Linked DNA regions of Mus musculus: all the other regions are linked to region 1. The links are chromatin loops, found by intact Hi-C in ENCODE. Cell type or tissue: left cerebral cortex. All regions are shown on one strand. Each heading gives the region's core, and the rest is flanking DNA. Links, peaks and the distances in the headings are about the cores only.

Region 1 (10,472 bases), core at 1,234-9,233:
TTCTCACCAAGGTCAGGAAGGTCCAGACGTGATCGTCCTGCCATTTCTCAGACATGGAAGCTGAGCTCATCCACAGGGAAGTCTTCCCCGGGGTCACCCAAGGTCTCCTGACAGCCACATCTGGGCCTCGCTGCTCTTTGTCACCAAAGGCGTCTCCAGCCAGGCTGTATCCCTCAGCTGTTCCTGGAAGGAACCCTGCTTGGCCTCTGGACCTCCCTGCATGTGCCTGCCCTTCGAGCCAGGGATAATCTCATTGGCCAGGGCCACACCTCTAGGAGTCAAGGGTTCATTTTCATGGAAAACCTGTGATCTCTGTCTGCTGTGTCTGTATTTCATTCAGCAGATGTTCCCTGTCCCCCTCAGACCTTTCCCTTCTGTCCTGTGCTGCTGTTGTCAAGCACAGAGGTTGATCCACCAGCTCCCTCCGGTGCTGGGCTCTGCCTTTTGTGGGCTGCAGGTGGTAATTGACCTCAGACACATGTGGCTGTATCCCGTGCTCAGGCCAAAGATACCAAGAGGACAAACTTCTGGATCCCCCTTGCCTTCCATGGCTGCCCAAGATGCCAGGATGCTGGGGTCGTGACCCTCTGCCCCCAGTTCCAGCCTCTGATCTAATATAGTTCGCCAGACCCCTTTCCCTCCAATGGTGCCAGGTTCCTCCTTAAAAGATGGGATGTAGCATTGATCCATAAAAGCCTTCACCTCCTGTAAATCCTTCTCAGGCCCTGCTCACACATCTTCTCTCAAGGCGAAGAGGGAGAGGGACCACTGAGGGGACAGAGGACAACCAATAGCAGCTATTCCTCGGGCTCCACCCACTGAGGTGTTTAGAGACAAGGTCAAGGCCACACCTCTACCTGTCTCTGCCCACAAGTGCACTGCACCCCAGCTGGCTTTTTATGCAAGTGCTGGGGTCCTAGCTGAGTCCTAACGCTTGCCTGACAAGCACTCTGTTTCCAGAGCCATCTCCTGACTTCCAGGGGTTTCAGATGTTCTCAGAGGAGAAGGGCGGGGCATGGGGGAAGGATTGTGGGAGGGGATGACCGAGAGGGGGCCAGTGAGTGGAATGTAAAGTGAATAAGTTTTAAAAAATATTCTCTTTCTCCTCATCTGCATATAGAGCAGAGCCAGGAGACAGGTTTTAGAGCCACCTCAGGATGTGACATCTGCCTGGCAGAGGCTCCTTTCCAGCCCCGACCTCACATTTGTTTCTGTATGACCCAGCGCCTGTCTCTTCACTCACTCATCTGATGTTGGAGGAGGAGGCCTGGCCCGCTGCTGCTGGGAAGCTGGCGGGCAGGCTCGGGGTCCACAGTGGGTCAGAGCTTATCTTGCTGGAAGCCTGGGCCTTACAGCATGGCATCACCATCCCCAGGGAGAGATCCCAAGTTTGGGCTTTGCAGGATGGGGAGCCACAGGCATCTGGCAGAGCTGTGACTTCCTGCTCTAGCTAGGTTCTTGTGCAGCTGCCTGGGTGGTCATTCCCTCTCAGGCTGTAAAGCAAGGCTGGGTTTATGGGTCTCTTCAGAAACTCAGGGGCTTCTGTAAACTCTCATGGTTGGGAAGGCTTGGGGTTAAGACGAGATCAACTTTTAAGTAGGCCTGTGGAGATCTGGGATTTGATGAATTGCATAATGAGTCGGAGGCTCTGTCAGGGTGGGTCTCTGACATCCTGGGGCAATCCCAGCCTCTGAAAGAAGGGAGAGCCACCGTGAGCTGTTTTATGGGGCTCAGAGTTGGCCCCAGCTTGTAAGAGGGAGGGAGCAAGGCTCTCTTCCCCAGGATGGCCTCTCACACTAAGTGGCATCCAGGCCTCTGTGCAGTGGGTGGCCTCTGCATGATGGTGGTACCTGTGGCATGTATGATTGCGTGGCGATAGCTCAGTGCCAGAGCACTGACCTGCATATAAGGTCCTATGTATCTCTACAAGATACAGGTCCCACAAATGAATAAAAAAGTGGCACTCATCTTTCTGTAATTAGCTTAACTTACTTGACATGACCTTTAAATCCAAAGCAATGGGCACCTGAAGCAGTCAGAGCCTCTTCTGATTTCCTGGGGACCTGTTTTTAAGAGTTTGACCCACTTTAAGGGGAATCCTCACTCCTCTGTGATCAAACTGCCAAACATAGGTCACAAGACACTGAAGTCTTAAAATGCAGGGATTTGTGTGTGTGTGTGTGTGTGTGTGTGTGTGTGTGTGTGTGTGTGTGTATGTAGAAGCCTGAGGGCAACCTCAGGTATTGTTCCTCAAGTGCCACCCACCTTGTTCTTTGAGGAAGGGTCCCTTCATTAGAACCTAGGGCCCACAGATTGGGCTAGTCTGGCTGGCCAGCAGGTCCCAGGGGTCTGCCTGTCCCTGCCTCCCCAGTGCTGGGATCATAAATAAGCACATGTGTGACTCTTTCCACAGGTCCCAGGAACAGACCAGACTTGGATCCTTACGCTTTCGGGGCGAGTGCTCTATTGCTCAGTCAGTAGAGCTTTTTAAAGCACTTTCTCGAGATAGCCATGAGCCAGTCACAGTGAAAGCACACACGGAGTGCTCCAGGAGACACAGGGTAGAAAACTGGAGACCGGGAACCACTTTCCTGGTTCATGGAGGCTTGAGTGGGAGACACCATCATCTGCCGAAGAGCTGACTCTCACAGAGAGCATCAGGTCTTTCCTTCCACACTCTCAGGGCAGGGTGTGGGGTGACCCTGGCAGAGTCAATGTGGAGATGAAGGTTGGGGTTGAGGCTGTGACAGAGAGGGAGCTGTCAGATTGTTGGTGGAGAAACAGTTTCGAGGTCTCTAGCAATCAGAATGGTTCTTAAAATCTTTCAGGAAGTGTCTGTGACCAAAGTGCTGCACCAGGCCCCGCCTTGCTCAGAGTAGACACTCCAGCTCTGAGATGGGCTTTGGGTCTGGAAAACACTGTATCGGAATCGACTGTAGCTGTGTGTCCCTGTCGGTGGGGTTTCCTGACATTCCAGGGTCCTGCTTGTTCTGGTGGGATCTACTGGGGCGGGCCTTGGCAGCTGTAGATTTTGGCTACACCAATGGTATGGGATCCCAGTCTCTGTTGTCTGTCTGAGCATTGACTAGCTCCTGTGAAACCTGCCCCTGGCTGGGTCCTCTGCCAGCCTGCCCAATGCCAGTCCATCAACCAGAGGGCCCATGAGTGAGCAATAAGGTCAGTTATTTGACAATAAGATCAAGTGTATACTGAGCGGGAAACCCTCTAACCTCTATCCACAGAAACATTGTGTGACTTTTCCTGAGGGGACATATTCAAACATCTATTCACCCCAAGTCTGGATTGTCGAACTAGCTAGGCATTTACTGGGGTCAGTTCTAGGATCATGGGTGACTCAAAGGCAAGTGGGCACAGGAAAAGCACAGGTCGTCGTGGGTAACGACTCCGAACAGCTGGGTCCCTGGAGCTCCCTGTCTATCTTACAGGTAGACTCCTCCACAGAGAGACTTGTCTTCCCAACAAGTGTCAATTCTTATAGAACCAGGGGAGGAGGGCACATGGCTTTGGGGATCCTGTGACTTTTTCCAGCTTGCTCCAGTTGGAGTCTCTCTCAGTCTTGCTCTGTGTATGTCTCTCTGTCTCTCTCCCTCTGTCTTTCTCCCTCTGTCTGTCTCCGTCTTTCTCTGACTCTCTGTCGCTCTTCCTCCTTCCCTCCCTCTCTCTCTCTTCCCCTTCCTTCCCTCCCACCCTACATCCCCCACCTCTCTTGTTTTTCAAGATAGGGTTTCTCTATAGCCCTGGCTGTCCTAGAACTTCCTCTGTAGACCAGGCTGGCTTCAAACTCTGCCCCTGCCTCCCGAGTGCTGGGATTGAAGGCGTGCACCACTTTGGCTCAGTGTGCCTCAAGTCTTTATGAGTCTTTCTTCTCCCTTTAGGAGAGAATGCTTCAATTAAGAGGTAATAACACACTCTCTCTCTCTCTCTCTTTCTCTCTGTCTCTGTCTCTGTCTCTGTCTCTCTCTCTCTCTCTCTCTCTCTCTCTGTGTGTGTGGTGTGTTGTACGGACATGCATGTGTCGGTGTGCTAACCCACATGTGCATATAGATCTGGAGGCAGACGTTGGCATTGGGTGTCTTCTTATATTGATCTGGGTCTTAGTTTTTGGGACTGGATATTTCACGGAACCTGGAACTCATCCATTCACTTAGACTGGTGGGCAGTAAGCTCCAGGTATCCTCCTGTCTCTGTCTCACACCCAGTCCTGAGGTTATAGACACATTGCTGTACCCAGAACAGGGTGAAGGAGCTGGGCAGGAGCGCTGAAGAGCAGGTTCCCCATCAGCTGCTTCAGCGTCTCTCACTCATGGTCATGGGGCCTGTGTCCGTGCCAGAGCTTCATGCTGTGCCCTGTCCCCACTGTCTCCTCAAGCCCTGGACCCGCAAAGCAGGAGGTCCATCTGGTTGTATTCTTCTATTCTGGTAACGTCATAGGGTGGTGAAGTCACTTGATGTCCTGGCAGAGAGCAGTGAATGGAGATAAGACAGAGAAGCCGGTTCCTGGAAGGACTTTTTGCAACTGGGAGAAAGATGTGTCAGCCAGTCACTGGTGAGGCTTAGCACATAGCCATTGTTAGCAAGGTCAGGACCCAGTACAGTCAGATGCCTCTGACAAGATGCTTGGGACTGGAAGACTGTGTCCAAGGAACCAGTCACATTGGCTTCTCTAGGAACCTCTTTTTAGAGCTTTCAGGAGGCCAGTGGCTGGTGGTGCTGCTCAGAGTGTAGAGTGCGTGGCTTGGATGCATGAAGCCCTGGGCCTGTTGGTCTACACCTGTGATCCCAGAACTTAGGAGGTGCAGGCAGGGGGATTAGCTACATAGCAGGTTCAGGATCAGCCTAGGTTATGTTAGAGCCTGCCTCAAAAAAAAAATGAAAAAGAAGAGGGCTTTCTCTCTGTGTCATCATCCTCAGGTGGCCTCCCTTCTGCACCAGAGGACCAGCCAGCCAGGCAGCCAGAGGCCCTAGTGTCTTTTCCTCTTCTAAGGAGGTCATCAGACTCACTGCAGCTGGGCCTCATCCCTGCAACATCATCTTACTTCAGTTATCCAGAAGCCTCTGCGTCCAGACACAGTCACACTGGGGTCACCAAGGCACAGCCCAGCCAGTGGCAGGGGTCACCAAGGCACAGCCCAGCCAGTGGCAGGGGTCACCAAGGCACAGCCCAGACAATGGCAGGGGTCACTAAGGCACAGCCCAGACAATGGCAGGGGTCAGCAAGACACAGCCCAGCCAATGACAGGGGTCACCAAATCACAGCCCAGCCAATGGCAGAGGTCAGCAAGACACAGCCCAGCCAATGGCAGGTGTGAGTTACATTCTTTTCTGCTCATCATCGTAATTCCAACCTCTTCTTGGGGCTTCTTTCTTCTGTGTCTTTAAAAGACTCACGGCTCTTACCTCCCACCCCCCACCCCATTCCCAGTCGGAAAGCTCAGGTGAACTGGGAACCCAGTTGCTGTTCCTATTGGTTGAAGGAGAAACAAAGTCTGGGAAGAATTTTTTTTTTTTAAGTCTACAATTTTCCTAGCTCAAGGGCATTTGTGAGATGTTTAAGATGTTGTCAATATTTATTATTTTGAGCATGGTACATAAGCACAGGCTAAAAATCCCGGAAACACTCTTCAGGAAGGGAGTCAGGAGGAGGAGGTGTGAACACTGTGGGCGACCTCCCAGCTGCCTGCCCTCCTTCTTCTCCATTCCTTAGCAGCATAGATGATGATGTAGGCTGGGCATCCAGTGGGAGGAAAGGGGACCTTCTTTAGTGTGTCTGTCTGAGGCTGCTGCCTTCCTTGCTTTTCCCGAGGATCAGAGAGCCTACCTCACACATGGCCGTCCGTCCGTGAATGTCTAGCATCCAACACACAGTGGGGCTGTGGGACCCTTATTGGGGTCATGGAGGCACCCTGCACGTCTGCCAACATCCCACCTAGTGCCCGCTCCACATCAATTGTGGCTCCAGCCATCCTGCCCAGACCACCAGCACCAGGTCTGCCTCCGTGTGGTGGGCACGCAGGATAGACACTGCAGAACAGTGCCCTGCAGCCAGGAGGATCCTGTGACAATTGTTCCTGTGGGCTGGTCCTCTCCAGAAGCAGCGAGCTCTGCATGCAGGGGTGGGGTGTGGTTGCTATGATCTAGGGTTTTGTTGACTCATCGGCTCAGATTTTCAGCCCCTGAGCTGCTGTCGCCAGACCCGGCATAAGCCTCTTGTGAAGGGAGGCCCTGCCAATCATGGCCCCGTGACCCTGGCCCTGTATTCTGTGGCCTTGCTAACTGTGTTCACATTTTCTGTCTATATGTTCATATGTGTGGGGGGACATTGGGCATGCTCAGCCTTCCTCTCTTGATACAGGCTGCCTCCTTGACCTCAGGCTAGGCTCACAGTTAGCAAGTCCCAGCAGTCATCCTGTCTCTGCCCCCAGCATTGGGAGATACAGACTCCACATCCATGCTTGCTTAGCAAGTGTTCCTTCCTCTCGAGCGTCTCCTCACCCCCATCGCCCACATTTTAATCTGGGTTGCCCCTTAGTTCTGCCTCAAGGGACACCTTTACCTGTTCTAGAAGCATGTTCCTCGTCCGATGGTGGGCACAGTCTCCACCACGTGACCTTTTCTCCTCTTGCTTAGCACAGAACTTTTGGCTCTGGTGTGGCCACCCGTTTCCCTCATCTTGGTTTTGGTTTTGGTCTTATCTCAGTGGCCTGATCCGAGGTTATGAATGTGTTATGAATGCCTTTTCTTCTTCTGAGACTGCTAAAGCTTCAACTCTTACAGTCAGGTCCTCCACACATGCTGACCTCTGTGTGGTGCCAGGCAGAGTCCAACTTCCTTCTCTCCTATAGGGAGAACCGGTTGTCCTCCACCGTTTGTAGAAGCATGCCCTTTCTCTACCAGAGACCCGTTGACACGGGCGTTGAGAACCCACTGAGCACAAACTCGAAGGCTGACTGCCGGGGTTACACCTTTAAAGTTAGGGTGAGTCTGGAGAGCCTGCTGCAGAGAGGTTTCATGAAGGGTGGCTTAGGACATGGCTGGCCCCCAGGAAACACGCTGCAGGCGAGAAAGCAGCGGCAGGCCCTGTACGCATGCGCAGTGCAGAGCAGCCACTGGGGACACACTAGGGCACCCGGCCACGGTGCAGGCTCCCCTTCTCCAGCCTACCTCATCACCGTGCCAAACACAGCCTGGCCCGTGAGCACCAACCTGGCTAGCAGGGATGGAAATAATTAGTGTCTTTCTGCAGAGATGGACGGTGACCTCAGGTGAGGGGCAGGACTTGGAATAGGATGTCCTTGGTAACAAAGCCTCAGAGAAAACAGCCCCAAACAGAGGCTTCCCTCTATAGGAAATGTCCCATCTCTGTCTCCTCCAAGGCAGCACTTTCAGCTTCAGATAGCCCCATGGGGTCTGCTTGCGGGGGGGGGGGGGCTGGCTGTGTGCCCCACGGGCTGCTTGGGGGTGGCTGGCTGTGTGCAAAGCTTTATGGGATCTATGCTACACAAGATGATGTCAGGTCAGTACCCCAAGATCATGACTGTTGGTGTAACCTGTGAATTAAGGTGTCAGTGTCTCCACCAACAGAGGAAACAGGTCCTCCTAGCCACTGAAGTGAGAGCCAGGGCTCACTTGAGCCTTCTTACCCAGGTCACCTCTCTGTCACAGTTTTTCATGGTCCTGGAGTCTCATCCCTCAGGGCCTTCAGGATTCTTTGGTCCTGTGTCACACACTGGCCTGTGATGACACTAAGGTGAGCCTTCTCCAACTTCTGTTAGAATGATTGGGGAGGTGGCCCATCACAGAGCATTCAGTACCAGGGCATCCGGTACCAGACTCTGCAGCAGGAGGCCGAGCCACGCTCTGGCTCCTCTCTGAGCTACATCAAAACTTGGAGTTGGTGCCACTGCTGCCTGAGTGTGTGTGTGTGGGGGGGGGAGGGACAGTGCCTGGGTCCCCCACACCATTTATTAGCTGTATGCTGAAGTAGCTGTCAACGTGAAGGCCGGAATGGAAGGCTACATCTTCCAGAGGCCTTCCATGCTTTCTTCCCACTGAAGCCTTTGCCCTGAGCACTTAGCATGTCCCCGGCCCTGGCTTCCTCTGTGACGACGGGCAACTTCCCGGCTGTCCCCTTCCCTCCGCTCTGCTGAGCTGACTCTGTGAGTAGCCTTGCCACTGTTCCTTTCCTCCATAGCTCTGCACATGCTGCATCAGCTGCCCTTGCCACTGCCTGGGGGACTGCCCTCTCCAGCTCTGCTCTAGCTGCTGGAAACAGCTGGTCCATTCTCCCAAGACTGCCCTGGATGGATGGCCAGTCTAGAGCCAGGGCACTATAGGATGTGAGGCGACTAGCCCTCTCTGGTATGATGCCATACTGCAGGTGGACCTCCTCTGGTCCGTTTTCCTGCATGTGTAGACTTGAAGGCACATTGCAGAGGGTTGTGGATTAAGGATCTCTGTGTGCACTGGTGCAGTGTATGCCACAGAAGCTCTAGGCAGATTTGTCCTTGGTACGTAAGGTTCAGGCTGTCTGCCCTCTTCTTCATGGGGATCGTTATGTCAGGCTTTGGTTTCACTCACGCCTGCTGCTCTTCCCAGGACGCCATGAATACGGTGCTCGTGAGCTTCGGGGACAAGGTGGATGAATGAACGGGCACAGGGAGTGGGAGTGGGGAGAGCGTGAGCTGAGCATCAATGACTGCTCCCCGGGTTCTCTGCTCAGCTTAGCTCCTGGAGAAAAGGGATGGCTGGGCTCCTTCTGACTTTGGCTTTTCCTTCCGAGCAGACATCTCATCCAAACGTTAGCTCTCTCCCCCAGCCTACTTCCTGTGATTTAAGACCTTAGCTATGCACTAAGGGATGCTCCATGCTCCCTGTTATACAATAATGATTTTTAAAAAATCTTCACAGACAAATGAGCCAGCAGTATCTCTGTGTCCCTGGTGGAGGAAGGGCAGGGCTGTCTTTTTTTGTGTCAGAACGGGGGCACTGAGGCTTGGTGTGAGACTTGAAGGTGGCTCCTCCTCAGTCTTAGCTGACAGCCTGTTTGACGGCAGAGGATCCCCTGACACTTAGGGCTCTGCCTCCATGGTAGTACTGCCTCTGTGGTGTGGATGTGGGAGCAGCATGGGACCACTGCCTACCAGCCTTGGGTACCACCGTGGTACCATTATGGGACCTGGTTGGTACGGCTCATAGAGCCTCCAGCCTAGCAGTAGGCAGGGCCCCTGAGACACATGGGGACTATTGGAGGCTTTTGTTAATTCTGTCTAAAGTGTTCACATTTATGCTGGGGAAATGGCTCGTCCATTAAAGTGCTTGCTGTGTGCAAACTTAAGCGTCAGAATTCACATTAACAAAAGTCAGGTGTGATGCTTAGAATCCCAGAGATGGGGAGACAGTGGATCCCTGGGGCTTACTGGCCAGCTCAGGTTAGCCTAATGGGAAGTTGCAGACCAGTCAGAGACCGGGTTTCAAACAAAAAGTTAGTAGATGGTTAACGGCATCCCAGGTAACGGCACCCGAGATCCATTATGCGTGCATGCACACACATTCAGTTTTCCATATTTAACAGCCAACAGTTAAGTTTCATGGTGCTGGCACAAACACAAACTCTGGCGGGGCAAGCCTAGTGTTGGTGGCGCGCCCTATGGGTGGGGGCAGGGAGGGTGTTTAGAGCTGTCCACCAGCAGTGATTGCATCAGAAGAGACTCCGTGCAAAGAGAAGCCAAGGCTGTCAGCTTAGCAGGGGAAGCAGCCCGGGAGCTGTGTGCTGAAGCCGAGGTTGGAAGACAAAAGATCACACTTGAGCTGCGCTTTCTCCACAGTCTCGTGGCTCGGCCATCCCTTTGGAAGTCAGACGAGAGGCCACGTGGCTCGCACAATTGTGACTGCATTTCACTCAGGGTCTGCTACAAGGGCCCGGAGAGATGGCGCATCAGTTAAGAGCACTCCGGACTTCTGTAGGGGACTTGAGTTCGGTTCCCAGCACCCACATGGCACCTCACAACTGCCTGTAGTTCCAGTTTCAGGGGATAAGAGACACAGTGTTCTGGCTCCCACAGGCACGTGCACTTGTGCACACACAGACACACATGCATAAACAATACAAACTTCAACTTACTCTCTGAGGTTGTGTTAGACAGCACCAGTGTATGAAGCTTTCTTCAGTGATAGGCTATGCTTCTGGAAATCTGCTCGAAGCCAGATGCTCCGTGTCAATCTGGGTGGGAGGACGGACATCAAGTGCATATCCTAGTCGTGTCCGTGGGCTGGAGGGCTTGATAGGCACCGTTACAGTTCTGCCCTGGAATGCTCTGGACATGTGGTTGCTCTCCCAAGGAAGTCCATATTTTTAAATGGATGTATTTATGTTTTGTACCCAAAAGGAATGCCATTGAGACAGCCTGAAATTCCTAAGAATTCACATTTAGTCAAAAGGCTAAAAACAATAA
Region 2 (10,472 bases), core at 1,707-9,706, 64 kb before region 1:
ACAGGGTGCTCTTCCTGTCTGTTTTCACGCAGCTTCCTCCAGCTCCAGGACCCCTCATTCACTGCAGGTGCCTGTCTCCCCTTAACCCTCCCCCCCTTGCCACTTTCACCTGCCAAGCCTTAGACAGAAGGGAGAGGTAAATATGGCTTCCTTAGTGGGTGACAAGATAGCTTGAGCTCCATCTCTGAAATGGGGCATTTCTGAAGGGGCCACAGTGAGGAAGGGCTCTTGCCTTGCACTGGGGCTTTTTTCCAGAGCCCAGTGTTACCATGGGAACAAGGGAATCTGTGCACTGGCTCTCTTTTTGCCTCCAGTCTATTCTTGGAAGTGTCTTTTTTTGGCGGGCGGGGGGGGGGGGGGGTTGCTTGCAGAATTTCTCTACTCCCAAAACAATCCATGTGCTAGTGTTTTGGATTCTTGGTCTTAGTCATGTCAAAGTGACCTCTTGCTTATGACGAGTCACAAGACTTGCCATAAAGAGCAACTGTCATGTCATGTTAAGGGAGCTTTTCGTTTTCCCCTGTGCTTCAGTGGGGACTGTCTGCTGCTTCCCACTTAAAGCCCGGGAGTCTCTGCAACAGAGGCTGGGACGCTTCTTGGGGAGTTTCTCAAGACTGCTCAGTTCCCATCACACTTTACTCTCTGAGTTCTGGGGTCAGGGCTGAGTGCTGTACTCCTTGCTAGCAGAGTCCTGAGGCACAGAGCTCTGAGAAATGCTTGAGCTTGAGGAGGCTCAGGGGGAAGACGGTGGGCCTGGCAGCACTCAGCTACAGGTGAGACAGGCTGGGCAGCTAGTGTGCATTACCTTGCCAGCCAAGTGGGCCGTGCTCTGGTGTACATGGGAGGGCAGGGCTTGTTTCTTTATGGATGGATATGTGAAGCTCTTCCTCTGTGCCTCTTCAGGCTATTAGATAGGTCTGCTCTGCCCACTTCAGAGCTGGAATTTGGCTTTTAAAGTCACTATTTTGTGTATTTTTTTGCATTCTGGTGACTTCTTTACATTAAGATACTACAGATTCCTACTGACACCCAGCAGGGATCCAGCATTTATCTTTGTCACTCCTGTTAGCAAGGGGCCCTAGAGAGTGTGGAGAGGACCCAAGGAAGCAGTTAGAGGAGACCATTGGTGGCTCCTTTGAAGGGCATTGAGCTGGCCCAAAGCAGCTGCAGGAGAGGACAGGAGCCTTTAGAGAGGCCTCAGGGTATTCTGGGAAGTTCTTATCAGCCTGTGGTCCAGTTGGTAGCCTCAAGTGAAAGGCTTTTTTGTGCTTTGGGATTTGGACCCCCAAACCCCTGGTCCCTACTTGGATCTTAAATGAAATAAATGCCACAGCCTTCATTCTAAAGGCCAGAGATGTTCAGAGCAGGCGAGGCTACCTGTACAGGGCCTGCAGAGGAGTCCAAGGCACTTATAGAGGCTGCCCATCCATCTTTATTGAGGCACTCAGTGGAGGCCAGGTTGCCTGCACAGAGGTGTGCAGAGGAGGCCAGGTTGCCTTCGTTAATTCTCGAGACTCTGGAAGGGCTTTCTGCTTCTTGTACTAGATCCTTGGTATTCCTTGGCTTATGGTCACATCATCCTAGATAGCTTCTGTTGTTTTACAGCCTTCTAGAATTGTGCTCTGTGTTTGGATGTCCCTATTTTTGGAAAGACACTTGTCCTTAGGTTAGGGCTTGCCCTGATCCTCTAGGGGCCCTGTTTCTAAGTGAGGTTATACTAAGCTATGGAGGCTCATCAAACTTGCAGAGACAGTCCAACCCACAGGACCAGGACCACCCCACCTCCACCCTACATCACCATTGGCATTGTTTCTGGCTTCCTCTACCTTAAGGTTCCCTCCTGCTCACTCCCAGTTTAGCGGCAAAGCCCATGAGAGCGCAGTATTGGAAGCATGGCTAGGCGTCAGCCTGGGGGCTTCTCTCAGGCAGCCTGCCTGGCTGCTGCATACCTGTCATTCCATAGCCCAGGCCCTCTCCTGGCTCAGTGTGCAAGACCACATCTTCCTAGGGCTTTGGAGATGAGGCTAGGAGGAGTCACTGCAGCCAGGGGCTCTAGACCACATCTGTCGTATGGTGGCATACCCCTCCACCCCAAGGTCGTGAGGCCCTAAGTCTGAACCCCCGGTGCCATGTAAATGCTGTGCATGGCCCCAGTGTTGGAAGCAGGCACAGTTAGATCCAGGGAGGAAAATGTGGAGCTCCATATCTGCTGAGAAGCCCTATCTCAGTGGAGTGGGGCAGAAAGCAATGGAGGAAGACATCTGGTGTTTCCCTCTGGCCTCTACATGTGTGTGCCATAACCCCTTTCCCATGCAAACACATGCATAACATATGCGTGCATACACATACACACACACATACACACTTAGAGGGCTTAAAAATGACAGAGCTGAGCAAGAGTGAGAGCACCTACACTTGAGAGGCCACAGAGGGCAGCTGCTCGTCTACCTCTGGAGGCCAGGCAGGGCTACAGAGCAAGACCAAGCTGCTAGTTTATGTCAGCTTGACACAGGTAGAGCCATCAGAGAGGAGGGAACCTCAGTTAGGAAAATGCCTGTAAAATCTGGCCTGTAGACAAGCCTATAGGGCATTTTCTCAATTAGTGCTTGATGTGGGAGGGCCCAGCACTTTGTGGGTGCTGTTGCTCCTGGGCTGGTGGTCCTGGGTTCTATAAGAAAGCAGACTGAGCAAGCCATGGGGAGCAAGCCAGTAAGCAGCACCCCTCCATGGCCTCTGCATCAGCTCCTGCTCCAGGTTCCCGTCCTGCTTGAGTTCCTGACTTCCTTCGCTGATATACATACTACACTGCAGACGTGTAAGCCAAATAAACCCTTTCCTCCCCAGCTGCCTTTGCTTGTGGTGTTTCATCACGGCAGTGGTAACCTTAACTAGGACAGAGACCCAGAAAAGCAGTCGCTGGGGATATGGCTCACTTGGCAGAGTGCTCGCCACACAAGCATGAGGACCTGGATTCCAGGCCCCACACCCACATAAGAAGCCTGGTGTGACATTTGCATCTGTAATCCCAGCCCTGAAGACCTGGGTAGAGGAAATTTTCTAGGGTCTACGGGCCTGCCGGGCTTGCCAGATTAGCAATTTCCAGATTCAATGAGAGACCTCATGTCAACATAGAACATAGAGAGCAATTTACATTGATCTGTGGTGCTGGGCGTGGTGGTGCATGCCTTTAATCCCAGCACTCGGGAGGCAGAGGCAGGTGGATTTCTGAGTTCGAGGCCAGCCTGGTCTACAAAGTGAGTTCCAGGACAGCCAGGGCTACACAAACCCTGTCTCAAAAAACAAACAAACAAGCAAACAAACAAACATTGATATGTGGCTGGTAGATACACATACATGTGTGCACGCACACACACATGCATACACACACATACACAAATATACTGGTGTAGGGAGGGACAGCGAGACACAATCAGAGTTTTGCTGTAGGAATGTGTGTATATGTGAAATGTTTGTGGCTAGTCTCTGAGCAGGTCAGTGGTTGGAGGTATTACTGGATAGCCGTCTTTCTAGCACCTCGCCACTCTCGGGAGAAAACTTCCGTTTGAGCTATCACGTGGGTTGCAGAAAGATCCTTGTTGGGTTGGATCAAGTTAGTGAGAAACAAGTTTAGCGTCTTGGGCCTTTTCCCTGCAGCTGTGGTCCAGGCCGTCTTCTGGCCACACTAATCTCCGCAGGGAAGCGTGTCTACTCCTGGCACAAGGCTTCCTTTCTCCTATTTTGGTTTTACCCCTAGTAGACTCTTGGTGGGCCTTGGAGTTTGATGTGCAGATACTGCTGAAAGGTCCTGGGGCTTCTTGCATTGACTTTAGGGTTAGCACCAGTTTTGCATTATCTCAGTTGGGTTTTAAGTAGAGCTGCAGAGTTGGCAGTGGATGGAGGAAAAGCAGATGGTGTATGTCCAAAGCACAGTCCTCCTGGTTCCCTCAGTGCGCAGTTTCCAACTCCTGCCCGCCGCTGCTCTTTCTTACGTCTGAAAAGAATTGGCACTGCTTCAGAATGTGTTAGGGGAGCTGCAACCAGTGAAGCCGGGAATGTAGCAGTGCCTGCTCCTCGTCCTCGTCTCTGGCGTGTCAGTCTGTGCTGTCCCTTGGGGATCCCTGAGGTCAGCTGTAGGCTAGCTGGCGTTGGCTGCCGGGAGATGAAGGGTCTGGCTGTTGACCTGGCGTCAGCTCTCATGTCACTGCAGTCAGACGTTTCCACATCCAGAGCCTGTTGGGAGAACCTGCAGATCAGGGCTCTGTTCCAGATGCGGGGTGAGCAGGCAGAGTGAAGGGAATGGAAGTTCATCTTTGGGAGATAAGTGCAGACTTGCCCCTGTGTGCCATGCCATGGTGGCCTGCATTGCTGCATTCTTTTGTAGCTGAAGGCTTGTATCTGCCAGACTCCTCCCTGTAGCAGCGGGGATCCCCAAGAAGACTCACTACTTGGTTTTCTTGGGCAGCCAAAATGTACCCTCGTCACCCAACCCAAGCTCATCGATGCTGTCCAATAGCTGGGATCTGACTCAGGTTTTTATTATTCACCAATTTAACATTAAGGTCAAACCTCAACCTGTGCGGTTGATTCTCTTGAAGCACTGCTAGATGCCAGAGACTGGAATGTGCTTGATTCAGGCATGCAGCGGACCTTCCTGTGCTCATTGTGATACACCACACATTTAACATTTGTAGTACATACCTGTTGGGTTCCTCTGCAATTGTCAGTCACAGAGCAAGTGGTCCAGTGTTGCTGGAGTCTCTGGAGCCTTGTTTGTGGGCTGTGTGGTTAGATGCCATGTGTCCTCCTCCCTGCCCTGCCTGCCATCTCTGGCTCCCAGCTGTCTTCCTACAGTGTCCTTGTGGCTGTCATAGCTCTCACCTGAGAGTAGCATTACCAGTGACACCTTACTTAGCTTGTCTCATGTAGCTCTGGCTGGCCTCCAACTCACTTAAATAGCCAAGGCTGGCTTTCAACTCTGCTTCTCCCTATCAAATGCTAGGATAATCAGCCATCATGTGTGGCTTAAAGGTGCTTGTTTTGTTAAATGCCTCGGAAACTCCTTCTGGTGCTGGAGGCAGACTCAGGAATGGCCCACACAGCAGAGCAGGTGTTTGTCTTCCCCTGTTGCTGGAGGAGGAATGGTCACTAGTATGACAACTCCTGAGAGTGGACCAGAGGCCCACGGGGCAGGCCCAAGAAGCATGGCTAGAACTGGACACTTTGAGGGACGGCCAGGCCTTCCTGGCAAGTACCCTCCTAGTGAGTATGATGATGGCACCCTGACACGTATCTTGATCTCTTCATCACAGCAGCCAGCCAAGGTGATGGCTCACCAGCTCCTCCCTACAGCTGAACCAGATGTGGTCAGATCCCGTAGCCAGGATCCAGGCCCCACAGCCTCCTCACTGGGAGACAATTTGTAAGCCAGGCCTGGTAGCTTCTAGTCTTTGAAAGCCATGACTTTCTAAGCTTTTTTCCAGCTGGGAATCTTGCTTCCATTCATTGATTGGTTGGTCAAGTTACACCTTTGTCTTAATATTGCAAATTCAGGTTTTCCTACAGTATAACACCTCACGTCTCAGCAGCTTCGCGTTTCATATAGAAAGTGGTTTTCTTGGCAGTGCTGGTAGGACAGCGCTGCTGAGCAGGGAGGGTGTTGTTTGCTACAATCAGCACAGCAGAGTTTTCTGGGAAACTGGTTCTGTGATTGCAAGAGTTTCCTTAAATGCAACTGCAGCTACTTTAAATTCATCATGGAGGAACCTGTAAAAATGTAACATGATTGGGGAACTGGTTATGTCATAACTCCTAACTTGGGGTTTCCAAATGTGGCCTGGCTTCTGAGTTACCAGGAGATAGCAAACCAGGCAGCCACAGTGTATCAGCACCTCTCCTTTTCCTACCTCTTCCCCACAAGGTGGGATCTGTGGCTTGACAAGTCCCTGCAGAGCCTATAGCCCCCATTCTGATCTCTTCCAGTCGTGGGGCCTGTGCCAGAATCCCATTCCTGTCAGCGGTGACTCAGTGGCCCAGGCTAATCCCTCCCAGCTTTGGCCTCTGGGAGGAGACACACTTGATCTGCCTGCTGGAAATGAAATGATCCAGGTTTGTAAGTGTTTCTTGTCGGGAGATGTGGGTGGCCTGACCAGTGTTTTCCAGGGACCTTGAAAGAAGGGTCAGGTCAGAGCTCTGGACAGCAGGCACGTCCTGCTTGCCATAGGTCCTTACAGAGCCTGTGCCACACACTAAGCCCAGGCTTACAGAGGCTGCCACAATGACTGCCACTGTCTATGCTGAATCCCACAGAGGCCTGAGGCTAAGAGCTTGCTTGGGCAGCCAGAGACATCAGAGTGGAGGTGCATGTTAGGGGTTTGGCATTGCTGACAAGGTCACTGTGAACAGGCATGGACTTTACATGCAGATGTGTGCATGTGCACATCTATGACCACATGTGTCTTAAGACATGTGTATAGGCATACGAAACAATTGATGGCATATGAAGACATATGGCTTGATGAATGGCCATTAAGTCAGGCCCATCTGCTGAGCTTGGAGCCTTCGTCCCACGGAGCCTTTCATTCTTGGAGACAGGGCCATTCTGCTATTGCAGCAGTTCTGGTGTTTGTGTCCTTTCCTTCCTTCTGAAGCTGCTGCTTCTGCTGTTCAAGGAACCCCCCCCCCCTCCCACTGCCTGTCCTTGGGTTACCCTGGTGGATGGCCCAGGGTAGGTCAGGGGAGACAGCCAGGTACACGTGGGCCAAAGATCCTCCATAGACACTGTCCTGTCTGTTTGACCTCAGGTTCTTGCAGTGAGACTAGGAAGCTCCGGGGACTCAGATGCTGTGTGGGAAATGTTCATCTGTCTGTAGAGCATGGCTTCGCTAGCCTGCAGGGTTGGCAGAGAAGCATGTGGGACCCAATAAGATCCACAAGAACTGCTGAGTAAAGAGAGCAGGAGGTATTCTGGGTAAATGCAGGGGAAGAGAGAGCCCAAGCTGCCCTGCCTACCCATGAAAGGTCAAGAGTCTGGAAGAGCCAAGGCTCTAACCAAGTCTGCCACCAATGGCCGTCCCCAAACAGGAGCTCTTGCTTGCTCTTTCCTAAATATAAAATTCTAGGTTTTGTTTCACGTTGACCTGCTTGGTCAGATGAAGCAGAGCACCAGGCCTGGAGAAATGTAGTTCTGAGCACAGACGATGACCTTGCCTACAAGTCAGTGTGAAGGAGAAACCCAAGGGCTCTGTCAGTGACTCTTAGAAGACTGGATCATTGTACTCTGTTCAGGCTTTTCCCTCTGCAAGGGGCCTAGCTTAATCTAAAACCAGGAGCCTTTACTGTCAGCCAGCTGTTGGGCAACTCAGCATCTGTTGCCCTGCTCTGCTCTGAAGAGGGAGGGTGTGGCCAGTAGCATTGTGCAGCAGCTGTGCCAGAGTGGGTGTGGAATAGGGAACGCTGAGGTTTTGGGGGCAGAAGTACCAGGCAAGTGTTTATGTGGACTTTTGAGCTTGCCTGGAAACCAGAGCCCAGATGTGTGTTTGCACACCCTCTTTCCTTTTAATTAACCTGAGTTTAAGCACCTAGAGAGGGCCGAGGGCCAGCTCCCCTGTGTTTGCATAGCCCACTGCCTGTCACCATGGCCCATGGAGATTCCTGTCCTCCTATGCCCAGATGTTGACATACAGAAAAGCATCAGTAAGCAGGTTCAGGGAGGTGTGTCTGGAGGGCTGTCTGTGTGCAGGGACAGGCTGTCACTGCTGCTGCTGTCTCTTGACTCTTCCCTGAGCAGAGTCTGTCAGGTCCTCCATAGGTGCGCGGACTCACACTGGAAGTGAGATGACCCAGAAGCCACTGCACTCTCCAGGAAAGAGGTAGAGCGACCACTTCCCAAAGACATGCCAAGAGTCCTTAGGAAAGAGCCACTTCCTGATTCTGTCACTGCAGCCCATCTGACGGAGTTCAGCAGCAGTTGCCAAGGGGACAGCTATATTCAGTCTTTTGGCAGTCATTTCCCCAAATAGTTCTCACTTTTTCTTAGCTATTCAAAAATGTTAAAAAGGGCTTTTCAGTCATTAAAAAAAGTACCCCCCCCTCAATATTTTCCCACTACCGTGAACCTGAGTGTGTTTTCGTTTGGCAGACCCTCATTAGCATAAGAGACACTGTCCTCGATTGCAGTGTGTCCTTTAAAAAGGCACATGTCATCTGACAGCACAGCTCTTCTTAGAAGTTGACTGGGTGTTTGTGCTGCTGTCTCTGCTTGTGGGGAACCACATGGTCTTCTCCATACCAAAGGGTGGTGTGCCATCATGCCACAGGAGCCTCCAATATGGGCATTCCGTCCACTGCTGTTCTTGCCTGCCTGGGACTGTACAACACTGATGAGGGCGGGGCCCATGGTTCCTGGCAACTGTGAAGGAGCAGATGGAGGCTCTGCATTGCCTGCCTCGAGCCCCCTGCCCAGTTGTGTGAGCACCAGGTGTGGTTTGTGGGAAGTGAATCAGTGGTAAGAATATCCAGGGCTGGGGTCACCCCAAGGGTCACCCTGAGTTTAGTCCCTCCTCCAGGTCCATTCTGAGGCAGGGTCACTAGTTATACAGGGTCAGGATGCTGGAAGGATGCAGCTAAGAAGGACCGAGGGGTCTGTTCTGTAGTGACTTGCTCCTGGTGTCTCTGCTTATACCCTCCCCACAGCCTGTTTACCTCTCACTCTCCCCACCACAGTAGCTCTTCCCTTCTCTCTCTCTCTCTCTCTCTCTCTCTCTCTCTCTCTGTCTGTGTGTGTGTGTGTGTGTGTGTGTGTATACGCACACAGAGGTGGATGGTATCCTCATCTGTCTTTACCTTTTTCCTGAGACAAGCTTTCTCACTGAACCTGCAGCTCACTATTTTGGCTAGGCTGGATGGTGAGCTAGCTCCAGCAATCTTCCTGTTTGGGTTACAGGCTAGCTCCAGCAGTCTTCCTGTTTGGGTTACAGGCATACACAGCTGCCCTTGATTTGTGTGGATGCTGAAGCTCCAAACTCACGTCCTCATGCTTGCATACAAGCAGTCTACCCACCGAGCCATCTCTGCAGCCTCCCTCTCCTTTTGCTTCTCTATCTAAAGTTATTGGCTCCACATGGGCTCTGTCCAGGGCTTTGTTAAGCTCTTCTGCCGTCTTCAGTGTGCCCGTGCAGGCTTCAAGTTCTAGCTTATTTGTTTTGACACGGGCTTTAAAAGACTAATGCCTGTGTGTCACAAGGGTGTTTCTGCAAGACTTGAGTGTGAATGTGGCATATTTCATGACAGTCGAAGACTCAACACTCACATAAGCAGACGTCTCTCTGCACTGGGCAGTGAGGCTCCATTGCACTTACATCCATGCTGCAGGCCTGGGGGCCTCCTGCTGCTCCAGGACCTGAAGAGGATAGGGGTCTGCTGACCCGAGCTCCACTGACCAGCCTGGCTTTGTCCCCAACCCCAGGTACTGCAGGGTGCTCAGCTCATAGCCGTGGCCTCTTCAGACCCTGCTGCTACAGGAGTAGATGGGTCGCCTCTCCAGGGCAGTGACATTCAGGTTCAGTATGTCCAGCTGGCGCCTGTGAGTGACCACACAGCCGCAGCGCAGGTGAGTCCTGTCCCTCCCGGTCCCACCAGCCTCCCTAGTAGATACTGAACTTGGGCTTGTCTGACATACCTGTAGACCCAGGAACCCTTGTCAAGAGGCATACAGGTCTGAATCAGGCGTGGGGCTTCTGTTTACTCTTAACTCCTGAGATCAGCGTCTGTGGGCTCCTCTGATCTCAGCCCAGCAAGAACAGGTGACCTGGTAGGAGGAGAAGACTCTACAGTGGAGTCTGTTCCACAGGTCAAGTCTCCTTACCTTGTTCTGCACAGCTGCTGGCACAGGCAGCTTTCCTGGACTCCTTCCTCTGCGGCCTAAGCCTGGTGTAGTGAGCAGCGCAGGCTCTCACAGGGTTCCGCTCACCTGAACTCGAGAATAGGGCTTTGGCTGTAGGCTGCTCAGGATTTTACTTCTCCCAGGAGCTGTTGAAGCCTGTCTGCCTCAGGCATTGGAAGGGCTTACGGAGCTGCTAGGCCAGGCATCTGAGGAGAAGGCACTGTGGAATTCCTTTCCTGAAGGCCTCGGAATGACATCTTCCAGGTTCTCAGAGAAGGAACTTGGGCCTAAGTGAAGACTTCCCATCTGCAGGCCTCAGCCATGACCCCCATCACGCCTCAAGACACTTCCTTCAGTGTGCCACACAGCTGTGCATAGCTGCCCACACCTGGGCTGCACTCCTCCTCCTCCTCCTCCTCCTCCTCCTATTTATTTATTTATTTATTTATTTATTTATAAACTGGCTATGGCCTCAGCCATGCCATCCTCAGTAGGGAGAGTGGAAACTTTTTTGTTTATCTTTAAAAATCAGAGACTTACATGTACAGCAAGAGCTGTCAGGTGCCAGCCATGTGAGACCTTGGCCTCATGT
Region 3 (10,472 bases), core at 1,167-9,166, 79 kb before region 1:
TCGTCTTGTGAGTGAGTTTAGGGCAAGAGAAGTTACAGGCTTGGGAGTCTGAAGCCTGGGAGAAATGGAGACTCGTTGGTGTTGGAGTGAAGCCTGGTTCTTTAAAGGTTAACTAACTCGACGGGAGGAGTGGTAAATACCTGCATCTGGTCCTGCTGCCCCCAGTGACCTGAGTGATGGGCGTCTTCCTTGATGAAGTGAGATTTTCTAGAAGATGAGTCAGACCTTTAGGAGTAGGCCAGCGGCTCAGCTGGGTCTCTTAGCAGAGCTTAGCTGCTGTTTGGTGCTCTCAGCAGTGGGGCTCAGGACAAGGCCTGCGTATGAGAGCTCTTAACTGGGACGTGTTCTTTCAGGTCACCTCTTCTATAAATTTGGAATCACGGAATCTGACTGGTATCGGATCAAGCAGAGCATTGACTCCAAGTGCCGGACAGCCTGGCGGCGGAAGCAGCGAGGCCAGAGCCTGGCGGTCAAGAGCTTCTCTCGGAGGACGCCATCCTCATCCTCTTACAGTGCCTCAGGTAGGCTCAGGAGGGCGCTGTCCCGAAGCTCCGTTCATCAGTCCTGGCCCTGTCAGTGAGGCTGGCCTTGTGGGAGCTCCCTAGGCAGTGACAAGAGCACAGGGCCTGCCTATTTACACTGTAGGCTCAACAGGAAAATTTAGTGTGGGACCTTTCTCGAGTTGCCTGGTTACTTATCTTCTGAGCGTCCTGCTGCCTTAACAGTAGCTACTGTGTAGCTGCAGAGTGGCGGTGGGTGAAGGACGGAGGGCCCATGTTGTGCTCTTTAGTCTTAGTTTGAGCTTATAGACTCAGGCTTGTCCTTAAGATCGCAGAGACATTCTCTGAGCCCTACCTGTTGGCCCGTCCCCTCCCTTCATGCTAGTGTAGAGCTTGCACTCAGGGTCTTGGGCAATCTTGGCACTGGTACTTTGCCACTGAGCTATGCTCTCAATCCTAAAATTGCCTCTTAAACTGTTTTTCATAGCTTTCTTGGCAGTAGCAACAGCTCCTGAAAGCTGAGTCCTGGGTTTGCTCAGGATCTGGGACAGCAGTGGGCAGGTGGCCGGCAAGGCTTCCTTTCAGTGCACGCTTTGTCCAGGGACTCTGGTTTGGAAGCTACAAAGCTGGTCACCTGGAGCCCTCCTTGAGCATCTTCCAGAAAGAGCTCTTCCTCCTTTGTTTTAGTGGCCATTAGTTACTTAGCTGTAGCCGGTGCCAAGGCTCTAAGGTGGCAGCTGTGTGGGCCACACACATTGTTCCCGGTAGGCAGTGTTGCTGCAGGTGGCACGCAGAACTGGGAGTTGGACTTCTATCCTGGGAACCCAAGGGAGCCTTTAGGCATGTGAGGAATGTGTCTGGTGAGGTTGTGTGTGGCTGTTAAATGGGGCGAGCACGACTTGTAGCTAACCTAAGATGTGCTCCCAAGTGCTGTCAGCCGTGCGGGCTGTGGTTTGGTCCTTCCTTACCCGAGCAGCGGATCTTCATGGTGGCAGTCTGCAGTGGTCCATCAGTTCTGTTTGTCTCACTGTGGCTCCCATGTTACTGTCCATGTGATTTAATCCGTGTGATTAAAGAGCAGGAAGATTCCGCTAGATCAGGTTGTAGTGGCTGCACTGCAGTGAGCCTTCGTGCTGTGAAGGTGCTGCATAGACGAGTGGATGCCTAGGTCTGAGCATTTGATCCCCTGCATCTGGGGTTATGGGTGGTTGTGAACCACCATGTGGGTGTTGGGAACTGCACCCAGGTCTTCGGAAAGGGCAGCTGGTGCTCTTAACTGCTAAGCTAAGTCTCCAACCCCATAAAGCCAGAACTTAATGACAACCTGAGAAGATCATACTGGGCCACAGATTTCATCATTGTATTAGGAAGATAACAAAATCCAGACACCTCTAACCTAGGGACAGTCACAAGATCTAGGATCCAATACCAAGAAACTGGAAAAAAACCCAAACAGACAACAAACAAAACCTAAATCCAGCCCACCCACCCGAGTGACTAAGGAGACCCAGCCTTAACAGCCCATGCCACTACAGTGTCATGTCCAAGGACTTAAAGAGGAACAGAAATCAGTAGCAGGGGAGGAAATAAATTTTCAAAAAATTGCCAAGCAGACTTAGAGATGAAACACAAGGGAGTGACCGCCAGCCACTGGATTTCATGACGGCTGAAGGTGGCTGTTTCGTCACAAAGAATTGGTCAAGTAGAGTTTATTAGACAGGGCCTTGATGAGCCAGGTCTCGCTGGAATCCGACAGAGTGAGGAGGCCCGGCCTGTGTTACTAGTGTTAGACAAGCACAGGGTGGGTGGAAAGAGCCAGGGTTCTGTGGCTGTACGCATGGTCACACACGGTCACAGCATACTGCGTACGTTTTCAGACTCTGACGTCTGCCTGCCCGTGGTCCAGGGGAGCCACTGAGAAGGCCGTCTCAGGACGGCTTCTGTGGTGACAGTGAGTTTGAGTGAGGAATGAGGTACTTAAGTGGACAGGGTTTGGCAGTGTCCACGAAGGATCTGGGAGTGGCAGTGCTGGTGAGTTGGAGCCTTCAGAGGTTCAGGTGCCAAGGGATTGGCAGGGAAGAAGCCGGTCAGGGCTCCATTCACAGCGCAGACAACCATTGGACTATTCCCTCTAGAGGTGGCTTGCTTAGAGACGCATGCGTCTGGGACTGTAGATGCTCAGGTTGTCAGGTGCTGGCCTGCTACTGTGGAATCAAGGTCAGCTCATATTCTAATTGAGGTAGTGTGGAGTGGCCTGAAGGTCCACATTTCTAGCCAGCACCCAACTAGCACCCACCTTGCTGCCCAAGCCTGCTCTTACATCAGTGTGGCTTCCTGGTCTTTGAGCCAGTAGCTGCGTTGCAGGTGGAGACTCAGCATGTGTGCCTGTCCGCTGCAGTGTTGTCAGGCTTGTTTACTTGCCAGTGTGTGCGCTCTTGTAGTTGTTTGTGTTTCCTTCTGTTGCTGGCAGTAGCTTAGTGTGATGATACTTATAGTTTGTGTTTTAATTTTCAGGATTTTATTAGTAGCTAGTTGTACTTTTTATTCCTTTTGCTGCTTTGTTTACAAACATTGTCAATTTCGCTAAGATGCTGTGAACGTTGGCCTCTTGTGTAGGCAGCCAGCCACTGTGCAGTCTACTAAGTGCCCAAATTCTGGCAAGTCCCCAGGGGTAGGTAGCATGTTTGAGAAGCCCTGGCAGCTGTCAGCCCCGCAGGGTGACTGTTGGGGAATGGACAAACACGTAGTATGTGCACTGGGCTGACCTAGGCATCATTCCCAGAAGACACTGCAGCGGCAGGTCCGTTTCTTCCTGACCTGGTCTCCATCCTCCCGGCTGCAGACACTTAGCATGAGCACTGCACTTACCCACTCTGGTCTAGCGTGGAGTAGAACTATTGGCTAGGATGCTGCTGCTGAAGGGGTGAGGGGCTCCGGAACATGAGGCTTGTTCATTGCAGTCCTCGTCCTGTGGCTTTGGGTGAGTATTGCTTAGGGCTGGCTCAGAGCTGCCTAGTAGTTCGTTTCTAGGACGCTGCTGGTGAGGCAGGCAGGTAGGCACTTGCTTTCAGAAGAGGTCCTGGGCTTGGGGATGTCCTTGCCCCTCAGCACCCTTGGGTGTTGTGAAAGTGCACTGCTTTGTCAGCTGAGGAGGAGACATTCTGTGTCTGTCCTAACATGCCACATTTGTGGCAGAGTTCTGATTAAGCGGAGTGGTGACTAGGCCAAGGGACTTCTGGGATCTTTGTCCTTGTTCTGTTTGCATTGTTGTTGTCATAGCAACGCTAGTCTGGTATTCAAGACTATTTGGTGATGGTAAAATGTAATTAAGCCAGCATTCTGTTAATTTGGAATTGGTATTGATTCCAGCTGGGTCACCTTGTTACCTTAGAATTGTTAGCAGAGACAAGGAGACACCGCACAATACTACAAATGACTTCCTTTTTTTTCTTTACAAATATTTACAAGTTTCATCTTGTATTCCATTTTATTTACTTCATATGTGTCTTTTCACATGCATGCCCCTGTGCTGTGTGTCGGTTCCTGGTAGTGAGGATGTGTGTGGTATGGACATGAGTGGAGCTCAAGAACATCTTTCGAGAGTAGCGCTCGCTCTTCCTTTTTCTGTGGTTTCTGGGGATGAGACTCGGGCTGGCAGGCTTGGTGGCAAGTGTGTTCACCTATTCAGATATCTCACTGTATATTTCTTCTTCATACAAAATGGTAATTACTTTCTCAGGGTTCAGGGCGTTACACTGTTTGCCCAACATGTTTGTTCTCATCAATTATTACAACTCTCTGCCACAGAAGTGCATAGTATACATTGAAAATTTAAAAAGAAATTACAAACAATTTTTTTGTTTCAGAAAATTCTGCTTGTGATGACATTACAGTTAGAGGCTGAAGTGTCTAGCATGCTGCGGCCTTAGGCCCAATCCCCAGTACTGGGGGAAAATCTTTATAGTTAGTATTACAGTTAAAATTAATATAACTTATATCAAACCGAATGTCCCTTACTTTGATTAAACTTAGGAAATAAACTGTGCTGCAGATGCATCTTTGAGTTAATTTTGTCTTGGAGAAATGCCACATAGTGCAACTCTAGAGCAGGGTTGGTCCTAGCAGAGCCCTGTGGGTCATTTCTGTGGACAGACCTCAAGCCCTGCAGTAGTTCAGCAGTTTGTCTAGGTGTTTGCAGGAGAAACACTTAGTCACAACGGTGTCACTGAATCTTAAATCTCTGTCACAAATCTCAGTTCCCCTGACTTGCAGTTGACAACTCTGCAGAGGAGAGATGCGCTCACCTGAAACTGGGAGCCAGGTGCCTTTCCTCTTCTGTAGAAATTGAGGTGGGGAAGACGTGAAGGTGCCAAGATGACAGGTGTCATTCACTCTGTGTGTGGGACCTGAGGGATTCTGACACTTGTCCTGTGTTCCACAGAGACCATGATGGGAACCCCTCCTCCCACCAGTGAGCTACAGCAGTCACAGCCACAGGCCCTACACTACGCCCTGGCCAACGCCCAGCAGGTCCAGATCCACCAGATTGGGGAGGATGGACAGGTGCAAGTAGTACGTATCCCGTTACTCCATGGCGGGGGGGGGGGGGTGCTGTGTTCTGAGGCGTAGACAGTGCAGAGGCCAAGCAGTCTTGCACCCTCTGAGCAGACAGCGGGAAGCCGCACCTCAGAAGCTGCTCAAGAGCGGGACTTGGGGGCGGCACTGGGGAGCTGGAGCTTTTAGTCCACCGTGCTGTGGGGCTGTTTTAAAGGCAACAGAGCGACTCTGAGTGGTGGCTCTCTTGGGCTTGTTGATTGTGTGACTGACTCGACCCCAGCAGGTATTCATCTGGCTAGGGGCAGCTCTGAGAGCAAGCCATGGGCCGCCTTGGCACAGGTTCCCGTGAGCGGTGAAGCTGAGCGGTGAAGCGGAAGCGGCCCGGCCCCGCCCCTGGAATAGGCTCTTTGCTATAAGATCTGTTTGGGCCAAGATAGGATTTAAAAAATAGGGGCTGGTGAGATGGCTCAGTGGGTAAGAGCACCCGACTGCTCTTCCGAAGGTCCGGAGTTCAAATCCCAGCAACCACATGGTGGCTCACAACCATCTGTAACAAGATCTGACGCCCTCTTCTGGAGTGTCTGAAGATAGCTACAGTGTACTTACATATAATAAATAAATAAATCTTTAAAAAAAAGCAACTTAAAGGTTATGTTAAAAAAAAAAGGATTTAAAAAATAAAAAGATTTATTTTTATTTTTAGTAGTGTATAGGGTTTGTGCATGTGAATGCATGTGTTCACAGAGGCCAGAAGAGGGCTTTAGATCTTCCGGAGCTGGAGTTATGTGGGGTATTGTGAGCTGCCCAACGTGGGTGCTGGGAATTGAGCTCAGGGCTTCTACAAGAACAAGTGTTCTTAATCTCTCCTGCCCCAGATTGGATTTTGATAGGAGTCGGAGCCTCAGGCTTCTGTGCAGACACATTTGTCAGTTGTTTCCGTGAGCGAGCTAGCTTCCTTCCTTCCTTCCTTCCTTCCTTCCTTCCTTCCTTCCTTCCTTCCTTTCTTTCTTATTGGCTATTTTCTTTATTTACATTTCAAATGTCTTCCCATTTCCAGGTCTCCCCTTCGAACTCCCCCTATTCCCTCCCCTCTCCCTGGCCCCCGTGAGTTGTTTAAATGTGAGTTTACCATCTGCCCACTTGAGTGCAGTGCACAACTAACTCCTCCCATCTGCCACCCGTAGCTGCACAGTTGGTAAATCCTGTGATGAGCAGTTACATGATTTACCATTGTGGAGGCTGTAGCCGGAGCTCAGTGTGTGCACACTTCTCACCGCCGCCCAGGCTGTGGAACCAAAGCTCCTTGCTCCCCAGCAGTTTCTGAGGTGCCGGAAGCAGCCAGGCAGGGAGGTGGCAGAGGGCTCTTGCTGTTCCCTTCAGTTTGTTTTCCTCTGATGCTTCTTGGTGTCTTCTCTTGTTGTGGATCCCACAGGGCCACCTCCACATTGCCCAGGTGCCTCAAGGGGAGCAGGTGCAGATCACACAGGACAGCGAGGTGAGTCAGGGGTCCTGTCATGGTCCCAGGGCCATACAGTCCTGCACTCTGTGTGGAACCAGTGGCATTCTGGCAGAGCCTGGGATGCTCTCTAGGAGAGACTGCCTGGTGCGGGGGTGGGGTGGGGGATGACTGGGACGCTTTTCTGGTGTCCTTTACAGTTGACGATGGTGTGCAATGAGCTCTGTGGAGAGGCACTGCACACTCAGAGGGTCCTCTGGTCCCAGCAGCGGGAGCAGCTCCCTAGCTATTATGACTCAAGCAGACAGTGCTCTGATAATATATTCTTGCTATGGGGACACGGCTCTGCTATGGGCCATCTGGGCTACTGTGCACACACCTTGTGAATCTACAGTTGTTTAAAAGAAAAAAAAAGGTGTCCTCATTCATGGGTCAGAGTTGATCATTCGTGGGTTTAACGTTTTATGATTTTAATATAAGAGAAAAAGCTAGAGATTCAGCTTATACTACTTGTTTTGCTTCTGTGGGTTTTATTGCTAAAAGGGGTTGAATTTTTATACTTAGTGGTTTCCTGGTTATTTCTGAATCGTGTAGGGAAGTTCTCACTGTTCCCTTTTTGCACTGTACAGGGCAATCTGCAGATCCATCATGTGGGTCAGGATGGCCAGGTAAGTGCTCACCCTTCCCACGCACTCCTTCTCACTGTGGCCTGCATACAGGCTGTACTCCTCAGCACGGGGCACTGCTGTCGGGTGGGGTGGGGTTGCCTCCAGCGAGGGAGCGGAGCTGAGCTGGGCTGTCCGGGATGTGTACAGCAGGGCTCTGTCCTGCGCTTGTCCTTCCTGGGCGCTCACATTGGGTTTTGCACTGGAGAAGAAACTCCCCCCTAGTTTCTGCAATGCTCCCTGAAAATCTGACGGACGAGGTAGGCTTGGTTAAATTTAAGCACTTCCTGTTCTCCCGAGAGAGGAGAGCAGGTCTCTGTTGTATATACTCGGAGGACTCATGTGCTTACTAAAGTGCCCCAGGCAATGGGTCCCCAGCAGGATGTGCCACTGGCAGGGAGGGAAGCTGGTGCTGGCAGTGGGGGTTTGTTTGCACTGTGTGGCCTTTAAGGAGTTTTTGTGAAGATTGGTTTTAGTTCTGAGTTCTGAGTAGTCAGGACAGGCTTCTGTTAGTGCAATGTGGCTTTCACTGTGAAGACACACAGAACTCACTCACCACACAGGAGGTTCCGCTCCTTGTTTTCCAAAACTAGCACTGCCTGTGCTGGAAGACCCATGCGGCTTCCTCGTGCTCCCGCCTTGGAAAGAGAAGAAAAGAAGTCCCAGGCATTTCTGCAGAGCTTGAGCAGTTAGGAACAAGTAGCAGAGGTTGGTTCTCTTGGAGGTCTCTTGCTGTCAGCTGGGACAGCAGAGGCCCGGCCAGGCTTGCAGTTGGCTCCCCTCTCTGCCTTTGAGGATGTGGTTTGGCTTTGGTTGTCGGTGTTCCCCATGGGCAGGCTGTACCTTTCTGTGGCTGAGGAAAGTGAAACCCTCCTCAGGTCCCCACTGTTTGTGTTGTGAAGAGAGTTCCACCTGGAGTGGGAAATAAACACAGTGGGCTTTTCCTTGTCCCTGACCACTTAACATGAGGGCAGAGATCCCAAGGTCAAATTCCAAGCATGGCAGCTCATGGCATGGCCACAGACATCCAGTCATGGACAGTGAGGCTGTGAAAGAGCCATTGCCTCAGCTCCAGGTAGTGACACCTCTGGTTCTGCCCCTGCCTCCAGTGTCTCAGAAGCCTGTCCCTGCTGCCCGCTCAGCTCCAAGCAGCCTCCCTACAAGAAGCTGCCATGTTGGTCACTTGTCACACTGAGAAGTAACTTGTCCATCTTTAATTCTTTGTGCATATTTTGTTTCTGTCCCCTGCTTCCCAGTGTCACTGTATCTGGGACCGAATATCAAAGGGCACTCACTGCTGCCCCCTTCTCTCCCAGTGGCAGCTTGCCTTCGGATGGCCATGTGCAGCAAGCGCTCAAGAAGAGCTGCTTCCTGCTGGGCCGTTAGCTGGTTGTCCTAGCTTTCCACTTGCGGAGATTCTGCCTTCATTTTGTCATCTGTCTGTTCAGTCACCTGACTCAGAATGGCTTCACTTATGGTGCAAAAGGCACAAATGCTCCACTTACCTTGATGTCCTCAGTGGAGCTAAAGAGCCCAGACCTGTGCTGGGACAGTCAGCTCTGTCACCTCTCCTCTTCCTAGGTCCACAAGAGGATTGTGCCTGTTGGTCTTGGATTCTTTAGCTGCGCTGGTCTCAGGTCTTCCAGCATCTTCGTGGGAATGCTGGGCTGTTTTCCTGAAGACTGACTGCAGGCACTGGCTGGAGATGTATGGGGAAGGTGTTGATTAGGACGCTGTCCTCAGTTGTAAAAGCTTGGGAAGACATCTATGTGGGAAGGTGGTGGGGCTTGCTGCATCAAGGCTGCAGCAGGGTGACAGGGGCAGCTGTGTCCCCAGAGGGAGGCTGTCTGCCACAGGAGGACTTGGGCACCAGAGATTCAGGGTTAATGAGGTTAGAGCCATCTGAGCTTGGGCTGTCAGGTGCACAGCTACTCCCGGTGTAGATAGCTGCTGTGGACAAGTGTGGTCAGAAGGGGCCATTGGGTAATGGGAACGTTTGCAGCTTCAGTGGTTGTTCTCAGTGAGTGGTGTGGGAGTGGGTGGGCTACGTGCTCTCCACCTCTGCTCCTTGTATGCTCTAGCCAGCTCTAGAGGGGCTCTGCTTGCTCTTGGCCATTCTAGCCCTAAGGGTCACTGCTGTCTGCCAGTTGTTGTCCCACTTCAGGTTTCCAGGCCTTTGCTGCAATGGCCAGTACTCAGTATCTCTGTACTCTGTACACAGCACTCAGTATCTCTGGATTCTGTACACAGTACTCAGTATCTCTGTACTCTGTACACAGCACTCAGTATCTCTGGATTCTGTACACAGTACTCAGTATCTCTGTACTCTGTACACAGCACTCAGTATCTCTGGATTCTGTACACAGTACTCAGTATCTCTGTACTCTGTACACAGCACTCAGTATCTCTGGATTCTGTACACAGCACTCAGTATTTCTGGACTTTGTACTCAGCACTCAGTATCTCTGGACTCTGTATACAGCACTCAGTACTCAGTATCTCTGGTCAGTAGAGGGAGTAGGCAGGGGATTCCCTGGATAGTGAAATATAAACTTTAGCAGGATCCTTTAAAGCATGACTTAGAAGGTCTTTGTCTGGGTTCCCACAGCTGTGCTTTACCTTGGTTTGTAAGTGTAGGTTCCAATCAGAACTGATTTCGGGCTCCTTGGAGTCTGGCCGAGCGCTCTGAGTTCAGCCTCAGGCTGCAGCACCCAGACACATAGGTTGTTGTCTCCCTTGTCTTCCGGCCAGTGTGTCTTCTTGTGATCGCTACCTGTCCTTTATGTGACCTTCCATTAGAGTTGGATCTGATCTGCAGTCACTGGTTGTAGCTGTGGGAAAGTGAGGGATGAGGCTGAGCCAGGGCCTCTAGGTGTTCACTGCACTGTGGCTTTGGTTCTGATGGGTCTCGTTGAGAGTCAGCTCTGGGAGCCTGGCAGATTGTTTAAGCTGATGGTGATGTCTTCTCCGGTGAAGCCATAGAATCACTGGAGGTGGGTGACTCACTGCTGCCGCCCATTCCTGACTTGTAGCTGTGCGAATGGTCAAGGAGAGTGGTCTAAGGAGGGTTGTTGTGGTCTGATAAAATTGTTTGGGTGGAGCGTGGGTGGGAAGTCAAAGCAGGGTCAGAGAATCTAGGACCTCTTGCAAGGGGATCTGGCAGGGCAGGGCTCCAGAATTGGGCTGTGGGTGGGACAAGCATGTTGATGCAGTACTTCTTGTCAGGTCAGAGGGATTTCAGTCCTCACAGTCAGTACAGTAGAGGCTGGAGTTTTCTTGGGTGCATTGAAGGCG

What was found. A loop is a pair of places that touch in the nucleus more often than their neighbours do. Peaks named below come from ENCODE experiments on the same cell type or tissue, not always from the same donor. Only the 100,000 strongest peaks of a DNase experiment are listed, where the experiment ranks them.
Region 2: it touches region 1 in a loop (2.1-fold over the local background); 2 of 42 quality-filtered maps call a loop at or near these places.
Region 3: it touches region 1 in a loop (5-fold over the local background); 3 of 42 quality-filtered maps call a loop at or near these places.

The regions. Positions count from the first base shown.
Region 1 is chr8:122,079,125-122,089,596 of GRCm38, forward strand. Gm34413 (a long non-coding RNA gene) reads right to left here. Exons shown (of 2, transcript XR_879284.1): 2 at 10,461-10,472. It also overlaps a transcript of Zfp469 not described here. Among named protein-coding and RNA genes, the nearest start is that of Gm34413, 11 kb to the right of the region's middle. In left cerebral cortex, for the core only: a CTCF peak has its summit at 6,036; DNase peaks (open chromatin) are centred at 5,719, 6,075 and 8,849; H3K27ac peaks cover 1,882 bases.
Region 2 is chr8:122,014,540-122,025,011 of GRCm38, forward strand. Banp (BTG3 associated nuclear protein) reads left to right here. Exons shown (of 14, transcript NM_016812.4): 12 at 5,980-6,105; 13 at 9,464-9,607. Among named protein-coding and RNA genes, the nearest start is that of Mir7237, 42 kb to the left of the region's middle. In left cerebral cortex, for the core only: no CTCF peak of the experiment used is centred there; DNase peaks (open chromatin) are centred at 2,902, 3,955, 5,747, 6,433 and 2 more places; H3K27ac peaks cover 4,201 bases.
Region 3 is chr8:122,000,611-122,011,082 of GRCm38, forward strand. Banp (BTG3 associated nuclear protein) reads left to right here. Exons shown (of 14, transcript NM_016812.4): 8 at 354-521; 9 at 4,942-5,072; 10 at 6,481-6,552; 11 at 7,143-7,181. Among named protein-coding and RNA genes, the nearest start is that of Mir7237, 28 kb to the left of the region's middle. In left cerebral cortex, for the core only: a CTCF peak has its summit at 5,727; DNase peaks (open chromatin) are centred at 6,306 and 6,664; H3K4me3 peaks cover 1,376 bases; H3K27ac peaks cover 1,388 bases.